Regions from separate parts of the Homo sapiens genome. Here regions 1 and 3 are each linked to region 2. Evidence: chromatin contacts called from ENCODE Hi-C data. All regions are on one chromosome and are shown on one strand. Each heading gives the region's core, a stretch centred on a gene start or an enhancer-like site at or near the end of the contact. The rest is flanking DNA. Distances are from core to core; before and after follow the strand shown.

The links. A loop is a pair of places that touch in the nucleus more often than their neighbours do. Pooled maps may share reads with other maps.
Region 1: a loop to region 2 is called in a pooled map, with 19 times the contacts of the local background. The contact joins the promoter of CWC22 here to the promoter of ITGAV in region 2. A Hi-C loop is called at or near these places in 7 of 50 pooled maps.
Region 3: a loop to region 2 is called in a pooled map, with 4 times the contacts of the local background. The contact joins the promoter of UBE2E3-DT here to the promoter of ITGAV in region 2. A Hi-C loop is called at or near these places in 4 of 50 pooled maps.

The regions. Positions count from the first base shown.
Region 1 is chr2:180,004,558-180,008,902 of GRCh38, reverse strand. It overlaps CWC22 (CWC22 spliceosome associated protein), which reads left to right and starts at 1,606. Exons shown (of 20, transcript NM_020943.3): 1 at 1,606-2,036. RefSeq lists an enhancer at 1,926-2,458.
Region 2 is chr2:186,587,035-186,591,305 of GRCh38, reverse strand. It overlaps ITGAV (integrin subunit alpha V), which reads right to left and starts at 1,250. Exons shown (of 30, transcript NM_002210.5): 1 at 783-1,250. The coding sequence starts at 967. LOC124906105 (a long non-coding RNA gene) reads left to right here and starts at 1,410. Exons shown (of 2, transcript XR_007087465.1): 1 at 1,410-2,316. RefSeq lists an enhancer at 768-827 and a silencer at 958-1,187.
Region 3 is chr2:180,979,359-180,983,200 of GRCh38, reverse strand. It overlaps UBE2E3-DT (UBE2E3 divergent transcript), which reads left to right and starts at 2,189. Exons shown (of 2, transcript NR_187176.1): 1 at 2,189-3,135; 2 at 3,535-3,842. It overlaps UBE2E3 (ubiquitin conjugating enzyme E2 E3), which reads right to left and starts at 2,596. Exons shown (of 6, transcript NM_006357.4): 1 at 2,228-2,596; 2 at 965-1,183. The coding sequence starts at 1,158. RefSeq lists a silencer at 2,319-3,178.

The DNA of each region.
Region 1 (4,345 bases), core at 357-2,856, 6.6 Mb after region 2:
AGATAGATAGATAGATAGATAGATAGATACACACACACGCACACACACACGTATATATATCCTATTACATATATATCCTATTTTTTATATATATCCTTATATATATATCCTAATATATATATCTATATATAAGGATATATATATAAAAAGGGGAGTTTATTAAGTATTAACTTACACAATCACAAGGTCCCACAATAGGCTGTCTGCAAGCTTGAGGAGCAAGGAGAGCCAGTCTGAGTCTCACAACTGAAGAATTTGGAGTCCAATGTTTGAGGGCAGGAAGCATCCAGCATGGGAGAAAGATATAGGCTGGGAGGCTAGGCCAGTCTTGCCTTTTCATATTTTTCTGCCTGCTTTATATTCGATGGTAGCTGATTAGATTGTTCCCACCAGATTAAGGGTGAGTCTGTCTTCCCCAGTCCACTGACTCAACTGTTAATCTCCTTTGGCAACACCCTCACAGATACACCCAGGATCAATACTTTGCATCCTTCAATCCAATCAAGTTGACATTCAGAATTAACCATCACCGGTAGTATTGTGGGTTTTTAAATATATGAATACAAATGTTCATCTCCAGATCCATCTCCTGTGCCCTGTATTGGTGCACCAAAATGCACCATCAACAATGGCCAAATATCTTAAATATGAAATAAAATAGATAACACTATTGTATACTAGCAATTATCTTAAATGCATCTTGTGTATCAACTAATTCAATTCTTAAAACTACTGCCTGGATGGATACTATTGGTATTTCCATTTAACAGATCAGGAAACGGCCACAGAATGTGAAGTTACTTGCCCCAGTCATCCATAAATAATAAAAGGACTCAAGATTCAAAATAAGTAGTCCAACTGCAGTGTTTTTATTCTTAATCATCACACTCTGCCTCCAGAAAGGAGTGGAAGCACAGCACCCTAAAACTGTAATAGAGAAGTGTGTGGAGAAACCAGTCCTGGTTTATGAAAGATTTGATAACATAAAGATATTCTTGGTTTAGGAAGAGAGTTTCCAAAATAGCAAGTAGTTGAACTTTTAGGTTTTGTTACTAGTGAAAAGTGAAGTTTAAAGAAACTGTTTGATGCCCTAGTTCTGCACGCTGTACAAACTGCTACTTCCTACTCAGCCAGGCAATCTCTTTATTCTCAGGTCATACCAGTTGGTACCTTAACCTAAAAGAGAGGCAACACAGTCTCTATAGAATTAGTTTTTCCTCATTATTTCACTCTATTTATGATTTAATATTCTCCCATTCTTATGGCCTGGATATCTTGGAATTTATTAGGCACTTAACTGTTGGTCAAACTCTTATAAAGTCTCAGGAAAATCTCTCTCTTAAGATTTTTCAAGGAAAGTGACAACTGACTGCTTTTTTAAAAAAAATTTCCCCAAAATGCAGTGAAATAGTTTTAAAGTAAATTCGGCTAGACCCTGAACACTACTAGGCTGCCAGTGAGCAGCGTGGATGTTAACTCGCTGGCGCGCATCTGTATGAACTACAATTCCCATCGTACACCGCGCCATTTCACGCTAAACTACAATTATGCTTTCCTCATTTCCGTCAGCACAGGCGCTGGATTTCGGACTTTGTAGTTCATGCCAACTTCTCTTTTTTGTCGCCATTTTGGCAACAAGACAGTGTGCCTGGATCGACTACTTTGACTCTGGTATTATGATATGGTATTTGAAATAAATTAAAGGGATAACGTGTCAAGCCAATTGAGCGTCAAGTTTTTAAATATTTCACTATTCGCCTTCTTCCTACCGTCGGTGCTCGGGAAGAGGAAGTGACGTACGTCCGGTGTAATGGCGGCGCGGTGGAGCTCTAGGTAATTATCGAACTCCGTGGAGTCCCCGCAGGCAGAGACGCGGAGTGGGGGTGGCGGGTCGCCGGATCGGGTGGGAAGTAAAAGACCCCCAGGAGTGGGTGCGGGCTCACTGATACGGCTGTGAGCGGCATTGGAGTGTGCGTGGGTCTTCTCGCTACGCTCGGGCCCGCAAGAGGGGTGTGAGAGCGGCTAGGTCCAAGCAGGTGGGGAGGGAATGGGCTGCCATGAACTGACTGCCTGAGCGGACCGGCTGACCTTCCTTGTGAAGTTCCTGGAGCTGTCTGAAATCCTGCACCAACGCTGGTGCTGTGTTGTTTCTTGTGCACTGCGTTTTATACTTAGAGCCTCTGGAGTCCATTGGGGCTTGCCAAAGCCCCTTTCCTAGTGCCCGGGTCCCAGGGTCAGGGGAGTGGGATTAATGAGATCTAGTTGATTAAAAGTTAGTTGAATTACTTGCACTCTTATGCCTCTTGCCGGCATTATATCCCTTTGACTATTTGTTTTAAATTTCATTAGCGTCTTCTTTTTCATTTATTTGCCCTGTAAATACTGATAGTGTCTAGTGTTTAGTCTTGAAGACACTTCGCTTCTCATGTGCCCGCTTCATCTGTCATTCTTGATCCTTCCATAACTTGAACTATCTCCAGTGAGGTAATAACTGCCAAACTTGGGTCTCCAGGCTCCACCTCTCTAACGAGCTCTGGGTCCTACAACACAGCATTATATAACGGAAATATAATAGTTAATTTCACTGAGTTTAACTGCAAAAACCACGGTACCTATTTCCATTTAATCCTAACAATTCTTCTGAGGTAAGTGGAGAAGGCAGGATTTGGAGAAAGGCTATTCTAGATGCAAGAATTAGGTAAGAGTTTCCTTTGCATTTTTAGATGTGCAGAGACTCGAAATAGCAGATAAGCAAGCAAACTTGGTTCTCAGCAGATCAGTTAACCTACCTCTTATCTGTATTTAGACTTACCTTGTTTTAGGATTGCTTGTGAATTCAGGAGTTAACATAAATTATCATCCTACTATGGAAGGGCAGATTTAAAATTGACATTAAAAGTGTGGTTTTGACCAGGAGAGGAGAAGCATTGTTACAGGCGTTATCAGTAGGTGGAGGAAAGCCACTTGTGTTGGTCCTGGGTGATGGACTAGTAGACCAAAGATTTCTGTTTTATCCAGCTATTATTAGGTCTGTCACTTGGAGCAAGTTACCTAAAGTCTCTAGTGTCAGCTTCATCATCTGGAAACATGTAGGTAGTAATACAATACCTGCCTCACTGTATTGTCTTTTTTTGAGTATAAAGAAAAATAATGCAGATGAGGCACTGAGCACAGCGTTAGCGTTGTATTATTGTAAATTACTACTATGATACAGTTGATGAGTTCTCTCTGTTCCTCAATTCTTGTTCTCTGGTTCTGAATGTTGCCTTTCCACCTGTAAGTGTCCTTCCAGTTGTTTTTTGTTTTTTGTTTTGTTTTGTTTTGTTTGAGACGGAGTCTTACTCTGTCGCCCAGGCTGGAGTGCTGTGGCGCTATCTCGGCTCACTGCAAGCTCCGCCTCCCTAGTTCATGCCATTCTCCTGCCTCAGCCTCCCAAGTAGCTGGGACTAAGGTGCCCGCCACCACGCCTGGCTAATTTTTTGTATTTTTAGTAGAGACGGGGTTTCACTGTGTTAGCCAGGATGGTGTCTGTCTCCTGACCTTGTGATCCACCCGCCTCGGCCTCCCAAAGTGCTGGGATTACAGGCGTGAGCCACCGCTCCCGGCTAGTGTCCTAGTTTTAAGTGTCCATGCCACTTTAATGGAGTCTTTCCCAACTCAGTTGACTGGGGCTCTGAGACTGTCTTGGTTATAAGTTAAAGGCCAAGAACTTTGATCTAATACACTGGTGTATTGGTTCCAAAAATGTCTTCTGAATCAGCAGCATCATCTCCTTGAAGCTTGTTAGCAATGTAAATTACTGGGCTTCACCCAGTTCTGTTGAATCGGAAACGTGGAAATGGAGGCCCAACAGTCTGTCTGTCTTTTTTTTTTTTTTTTCCGAAAGCATTCGAGTAGTTCTCATGCCAATTAGTTTGAGAACTTCTGCTCTGGCTCATCCTTTAGGGGCATGCTATGATTCATCCTCCCCCGTCCTCAGAATCATGTTTGCTGCCCTCCTTGCTCCAAAGTACTTGGATGCATGGCCAGCCAGTATTTATTATTATTCCACCACATCCTTCCCTGCTTTGGATAGGGTACCTCCAATCACTTTTTGGAGTTCTGACACTTCCTAGACTACCTAATTGTTTTTCTAAGCCAGCTTTCTTAGCTCTGTTAGCTTTCCCAGCTGCTGAATTTTTAGAAGTTAACTCTCCTGGGGGGGAGGGGGGCGAGGGGCGGGGGCGGCGATGGCTCATGCCTGCATTCCCAGCACTTTGGGAGGCCAAGGCGGGCGGATCACTTGAGATAGACCAGCCTGGCCAACATGGTGAAACCCCGTCTCTACTAAAAATACAAAAAAAAT
Region 2 (4,271 bases), core at 1-2,500:
GACGGCCCTTGCAACGCGGAACGTTGGCAACTTGAAAACATAACTGAATTATTAAATACTGCAGTATTCAAATGACCTGCAGCGAGTGAAAACTCAGCAAACACCCTTGTTCCTTCTGAACAATGACCTAAATAGTGAATCACTATAAAAAGAACAGATGACACATTCAATTCATCTGTTCAACCTCAAATGTGCAAATGTCTGACAGTCCCAGAGATAAGACACAATGAATTCAATAGGACAGTATGGTCATTTTAAGTCATCAGAATGTCTGCAAAAGGAGTAAGGAGAAACAGAATCAGACAGAGGCGGAAAGAGTGGGGGAGGGCTTGTTTAGGGAGACTGAAAAGGACGGGCGTTAAGCCTGTAAAGCAGAAAAAGGCTACCAAGAAGCCTAACTGGTAGAGGAGAAAAAGAAGTTCGGGGATGATATTGACCAAATCCTCGACACTGGCACAGGAGGCGGGGAGTCCGGCAAGACCAGCCTTTGTTGATTTCCCACTTTCCCCGATTTTTAAGCACAGGTCTGCTTCAAAGCTCTCCCGCTGCCCCTAACCAATTTTAAGAGGTGAGAAGCGGGGTGTAACTGGGTGATGGGTACCAAAGGGAGTTCATTTCCCCAAATATTTCCTCCACCCAGGATATAAACCACTCTGAGAGGTAGGATGGGTGAGACAGACAGACGCCGGGATCTCTCGGAAATCAATCCCAATGGAGAAACGCTGGGTGGGTGCGCGCGGTGGGGGAGGGGGCCGGCTCCAGTTCCAAGTGCGGCCACTTACGAAGACGCGCTGGGCACGAAGAAATCCACGGCGAAGCCGAAGTAACTTCCCTCGGGGCCAGAGTACTCGGCAGGACTGTCCACGTCTAGGTTGAAGGCGCGGCACAGAGGTAGCAGGAGTCCCGAGAGAAGAAGCGGGAGGCCGCGGGGACCGAGGCGCAGCCGTCGCCGCGGCGGAAAAGCCATCGCCGAAGTGCGCGCGGGACGCCAAGCCGGGAGCGGTAGCCACCTCCCCCCGCCCCAGCGAGGCGCCCAGTGCCCGCGGCCCGCCGCCTGCGCGCGCCCAAACTTGCCGGCCGCTCTCTTCTCGGCTAGCCCGGGACAGCTCCGGGGCAGGCAAGAGGGCTGAGCTTCGGAGCGACCGCCAGGGACGAGGGGCGCAGAGCGCGCGGGGCGGGGACAGCAGCGCAGACGGTCCTTTGCTTCCCTCCGGCTCCGCCGCTCCACGCAGCGTCTGAGGCTGGGGACTGCCGGGGTGAGCGCCGCACCTCAGGCCTGAGAGCCGCGGCGGCACTGGGAGGAGACCTGGAAGGAGGAGGAGCCGGCCCGGGAGGCTGCTGTGGAGCTGGAGGAGGAAGTGGGGGAGGAGAGGCGCCCTTCTACAGGGGAGAGCTCAGCGTACTTCCGTGAGTGCAGTCGCCGCCTGTCCCGAGACCTGGGCGTCTGTGCAGGGGCCCCCAGCTCCTGAGCCTGGGTCAGCGGCAGCGCTCCTGGACGAAGGCCTCAGGCTGAGCACCTGAGGAGGCGTGGGGGCGGGGGCGGGGAGATACGGTCCAGCGTCCCAATCTACCCGCGTCCACGGGAGTAGCAAGGGCACCCACGTTCCCTTGTCCCGCCGGGAACTTCCGTGCGACTGTTGTTTAAAAATGAGGAAAGCTTTTTATCAGTTTCTCGTGTTTCTGCTGCTTAGCCTGGCAGGCTCTCACGAACGAAACCCTGTTAATTAATGGTCGTTAATTACACTCCATTCCACAAACACTGAACTTAATTACGGATTTCCAGAAAGCCAGCATAGCCTCTTGCAAGTGAGGTATGTAAAGCTTAACTTAGTAGTCAAAGAAAGGATTCGCAGGGCAAAGAATTGGCAGTGATCGTTTTAAATCAAGTCAGAATAATCGAAGCCTTATTCCCAGTTTGTTAGCTGCGGTTGTATGATTTAGAAACACTGATTTGTTGATTTAGGATGTTTGGATAGACATAATTTCAGAGCTGGAAGAAGGACCGCACACCGGTGAAATAAGGCCCCGCGTGCTTGTTTGCCACTGGTGTGTTTCATCAAGCCTTGACAACACTGGACTGAGAGAGAGGGCCTTGAGGACAGGAACCTTGACCTTTTTCTTAGTGTTCTTATTTCTAGCACCTTGCCAAGCAGATAGTAGTCGATCAATAAAATGTCCAATCAGTGAATGAATAGCAGACGAAATGAGCAAAGTGCCCAGAGAAGTGACTCTTCCATATTTCAAGTGTTTCATGTGCTACAGAATCTGTTGAACAAGGTGAAGTTTAAGTGCATTGTGTGGACTTACAACTTACAAGTAAGTACTGGAACAGTAATTTCTGTTTTCCCAAAGTAACTATTAAAACTCAATCATAATATACATTAATAACTATCAAATAATCCTGTGAAAGGATATGTATATAAATGAAAGTGAAATGCCTAATTCGAATTTGTAATATTTATTGGACCAGGTCCAGGTGCTCATGCTGGCAATCTCAGCACTTTGGGAGACTGAGGCAGGAGGATTGCTTGAGACCGGGAGTTCCAGGGGAACATAGGGAGACCTCATCTCTACAAAAATTTAAAAATTAGCTGGGAGTGTGGTGCATGCCTGTAGTCCCAGCTATGCCGGAGGCTAAGGCAGGTAGATAGATCGCTTAGGCTCAGGAGTTCCAGGTTATGATAAGTCATGAGCCTGCCACTGCACTCCAGCCTGAGTGACAGAACAAGACCCTGTGTTTAAAAAAAAAAAAGGCCGGGCGAGGTGGCTCATGCCTGTAGTCCTAGCACTTTGGGAGGCTGAGGCCGGCAAATTGCCTGAGCTCGGGAGTTCGAGACCAGCCTGGGCAACACAGTGAAATCCCGTCTCTACTAAAATACAAAAAATTAGCCGGGCGTGGCGGCATGCGCCTGCAGTCCCAGCTACTCAGGAGGCTGAGGCAGGAGAATTGCTTGAACCCGGAAGGCGGAGGCTGCAGTAAGCTGAGATGGTGCCACTGCACTCCAGCCTGGGCCACAGAGTGAGACTCCATCTCAAAAAAAAAATGCATTAAATATTTCCATTTTTAAATTTGACTAAAAGATATGCAGCAAAACCTTTGGCATGTTTTACAAGGCATGGTCTAGCATCTGCCTGAAAGAAATTACTGATTGAGAGAAGAAATCCTACACAAATCCTTACACATAAATGCAAATACAGCTTATTTCTCACCTTCTTTCCTAATACACCAAAGAGGCTATTGATATGTATGCATAAACCCAAAGGGTCTTTTATATCTTAAAAACATGACAACCAGTCTACCTGGAAATCCATCCAGGTAAGGAAGACAGAAGAGTTTAAACTCTGGCTAGATCCAGTAAGTCTCCCACTCCTCAACTTCTGATCGCAGGACAGGGGTCCGACAGACCAAGGTGGAGTGAAGAAATGTGAGAGGACCAGGGAAAAGAAGAAGCCCACGAAATGACAACACATGTACACCCACCAAAACTTGGGTGAACAACACACCCCCAAATAGGGCTACAACTTACTGAAAGCACTTACTGTTGAGCCATTCTTTATGAGTTTATTTTGAATGAGCAGTCTTGAAAATCAAGGAATTTGTTTTTTTTAAAAAAGCAAATAGTCCAGGCACTGTGGCTCATGCCTGTAATCCCAGCATTTTGGGAGGCCGAGGTGGGTGGATCACCTGAGGTCAGGAGTTCAAGACCAGCCTGGCCAACACAGTGAAACCCCGTCTCTACTAAAAATACAAAAATTGGCCGGGCGCAGTGGCTCACTCACACCTGTAATCCCAGCACTTTGGGAGTCCAAAGTGGGTGGATCACGATGTCAGGAGTTCAAGACCAGCCTGGCCAAGATGGTGAAAGCCTATCTCTACTAAAAATACAAAAATTAGCTGGGTGCAGTGGCAGGCACCTGTAATCCCAGCTACTTGGGAGGCTGAGGCAGGAGAATCACTTGAACCTGGGAAGCAGAGGTTTCAGTGAGCCAAGATCGTGCCACTGCACTTCAGCCTGGATGACAGAATGAGACTCCATCTCAAAAAAGAAAAAACAGTAGCCAGGCATGGTGGTGTGTGCCTGTAATCTCAGCTACTCAGGAGACTGAGGCAGGAGAATTGCTTGAACCCGGAAGGCAGAGGCTACAGTGAGCCGAGATATTGTGGTATTGTGGGCCACTGTGCTCCAGCCTGGGTGACAGAGCGAGACTGTCTAACAACAAAAAAAAGCAAACATACATTTCAATTAGGAAACTATGAAGCAGACTAACCC
Region 3 (3,842 bases), core at 940-3,439, 5.6 Mb after region 2:
ACAGAATGCAATATTTGATCAGTTTTTATATTCTTTTTCCTTTAGTTATCAATAAAAATTAACAAAATGTCAAAATTGGTTAATGCTGTAAACATTATACATTTTATGTATAATTACTAGAGTTTGTGGATATTCCACTACTACTACCACTGATAAGAGTCTCATTGACAGAATCTTTTTTTCTCCATCAGAAAACATCAATCAATAGGAAACAAATGATCTTTCACTTACATCCAATTAAATATGTTTCTCCTGCTGTTGAGTATTAACTTGTCAAGCACATCCACAAGTTTCAGAGTGAAGAGGCCCAAGGACAATGCAAGTTTTCTATCACTAGTGACACCTCAAATTGTAAAGGGCTACTTTTCAGTTTGATTTGCCCTCACAAGCACAGGAAGGGATAATCATAATTTAACCAGGAAAGTTACCTGTGATATACGATTGAAAGTCATGTTTTGTAAAACTGTAAGCAGATTTGCAGCACAATTTTAAATCTGCTTTCAAATATAGCAAAGGCCTGAATTTGCAAATTTTCTAGCAAATATGATCATTTCTGATCATTAAGTTTCATGAAGAGAGGCACTGCTAATCTCTGGAAGTGTCAATTTCATTAAAGAAGATTATGACTCATAAAAGGAACATCCCCAAAGTACCATCTAATTTGGGTTCACCAAATTTTCCTTGCCAACTCCTTAAACAATCTGTCAGAATGTTAGTCTAATCTCTACTCAAGGACACTCTTAACTGAAGTTACCGAAGTACAGAATTAAGTTTGCTTAAAAGTATAATTCTAGTAATGTTGCTTACATACCACCTAAAGAATGACAACTCATTCAAGTACAATTAAACTGATAATGAAGTAAATATTTCTGAACTACTGCTATTGAGGTAAAACCAACAAAAGCGTCCAACCACCTGGAAGACAACCTGACAAAGTGTGCTGGATCCTTCTTTTACACATTACCTTTTAGCACTAGTGGATAACTTAGCAGTGGTTTTGCTAGAGAGTTTGGTGTTTTTCTTCTGCTGGGTGGCAGAAGGTTTTCTTTCCTCTTGTTCTTCAGGCTCTGGAGCGGCTGGGTCTCGCTGGTCCGCATCTGAACTGCCACTGCTGGTGCTGGGGCTCTCATCATCGGACCTTTGCCTATCACTGGACATCTTGGTGAAGTTATCTCTTGGAAAACTTTTAAAGAGAACAGGGGAGGAGGAGGAGAAAATGTTAAATCTAGGAAATAAACCAACAGCATTTTCTTCTAGTCATCTAAAATCGTCTTGTAATGAAAAAGCTTCAAAAGTGTTCACACTTATTTCATCGTACAACAGGGGTACGTACAAGGGAGGTGATGTGTCACACAACGCCAGCGTTAAGGGATTTGCCGAACTCAAGTTAGAAAACCCACTCACATTTTTTTCCGTCTCTTGGACAATCTATCAATTGTCTACTTTCTCAGAAGGCATGAAACAGATTTGCCAAGGAACTTAGGCAACAAGCATTAATAACATATGACACACTGTAAATAACAGATCTCGCTGAAAAATGTTTAAAAGTCACTAATAACGTCTAAATATTTACACACTGACATTGGTCAAAGCTACCAAATTCCCTTTCCGAGAGGAAAACACACCCTGTTAATCGCCCATATGCTTATTTAAGGTGGCGATTCCTCCTCAGTGCACGTAAAGCCTTTAAACACAACACTTGGAAATTTAAAAATCAACTAACGAGCTGCTCTAGCTGTTTCCACGGCCAGCAGCGAAGATTCATCCGGCCAAGACCGAGCTGCCACCCTGGGAAAAGCAGAATTCAAACTGCACCTTCTGCAAAGCTCCCAATGCCACCAAGGTTCCTCGCTCAATTTTTATATCACGGACCGACATTTTGTCCAAAATAACGAAAAAAATAAGAAACCCAGAGAAAAAACAAACAAATAAACAAAGCCCCAAGAAGTGCAACAAATTTCCGCGCCCGCGGAGGCGAGCCACGGCCGGCGGCGGCGGCCACGCAGCTCCGCGGCCCTTTGTGGGGAGGGCCGCGCGGGGGCCGCGGGTAGCGCTCGCCGCGCCGGGCGCCAAGTGATGCGAGCAGCCCAGCCGGCCCCGCCGCGGCTCGCGGACACCGGCGACGCGGGCGCCCGGCGCGAACAAAGCTGCCCGCCCCCGCCCCCTCCCCCACCGCCGCCGCCGCCCCGGCCGCCCCCCACGCGGCCCCCCGGCCCCGCCGCCTTACCTCGGCCGCCCGCCCGGCCCGCTCGCGCGCCGCTACGGTGTGGGGGAGGGAGAGAGAAAAAAACCCTTCCTTAAGGAAATGGAGGCAGCTGTGGGGGGGGGAAGGGGGGGGAGGGAAAAAAAGAAGCCGAGGAGGCTCTGGCCGGGGAGTGTGGAACATTGAAAGTCGGAGGGGGTTGTGCAGTGCCGGGCTCCGGCCGGAGGGTGGCGCCGCCCAGCGCCTTCGGAAAAAAGCGGGGGTGGGAGCTCGGCTGGGCGAGGGCGCGAGCTCCCGGCGAGGCGGAGGGGACGCGGGAGACCCCCGCGCGCTGTAGCCTCCCGCCGCCGCCGCCCGGCTCGGCTCCTCCCGGCCGCGCAGTCAGCAAGTTCCGAGGCGAGCGCGGGGGGGAGGGGCGGGCGCGGCGGCGACGCGCGTGCTCGCTGCTTGCCTGGCGGAGGGGCGCGCGCCGCCGACGCCCGGCGGGCGCGAGCTGTTCCCGCGCGCTCCCGTGCGCGCTCTCCACACCTCCCCTCACCCTGGGGGTGCACGCGTCCGCCCGCGCGCGGCCAGGACAAAGAGCGCGGCGGGGACCCGGCGGGCTGGCCCCTGCCGCCCTTGGCCGCGGAGCCTGTGCCAGAGAAGGCGGGGGCGCGGGCACCGTATCGCGGGGCCGCTGTGCCGCGGGGTGGCTTCCGGCCTGGGCCCGCCTCCGGGGCGAGGCTGCCCATTGGGCTACCCGCGTCCCCAGGGCTGGTTCCATCCCATCCGCCTGCGCGGGGGCCGTCGTGGCTCCCGGGGCCCCAGTACCTGGGCAAGGGCCCTGGGCGCGTGGTTGGGAGTCCCCCGCCGCCCCGGGAGACGGGAGACTAATGGGTGTTGTTGACGAGGCCAGGCACGCAGGCGGAGAAGAGCTGCCACTTGCCCCTCGCGTAAGCTGGAGGAAGGGACAAGTTGGGGTCCTGGGAATTGAAGAGGGTAGAATGTATTTGGAGATTAGGGGAACAACCTCTATTTCTTTTTGGCTCATAGCTTGCAACTGTCGCTGCCAAAGGGAAGTGTCCTTCGGATTATTTGAAACCTTAAAAATCCAAAACAGTGTTTAAAATGTCCCGCTCAACATTCTTAAAAGTGAAGGAGAAGAGTTTGGGGTTGGGGGGTGGCGATGAGAGCTAAAACATGACACTTTTCTGCGGGACTCTTCTGTCTTGCACATGAGGAGCCAGTTCTGGAAAGAAAAGTTCTGAGTGATGTTGAGTCAGAATGTCCACCCAGAAAAGCTTTAGGTGGAGATAGTGACAGTTTTGTTTGTTCTACCATTCTTTTTGCAGTCTCCAGGTGGACTCTGCGGTTTTTACCCCACGGCACAAAGTAGCCAGAATACAAAAACTTCCTGTTTGCCACCCAGGCCTTCTCCAGCTACTGAGAACTTGTTCCGGTGATGGAGCCTCAAAGGAATTTGTGGATTCCTCTCCCACAAGTGTCCAGGGGCAGGGGTGCTGTGAGAATGTGCAGTTCACAAAGGGAGTGAGAATGGCAGTCAAAAGATGTATAGAGTTAAGGGAAAGAAGAAAAGACTGAGTGAGCCAACGTATTTGCTTACTATTTCTCCTAATAGAAAACTTTTGGTAAAGGCTTG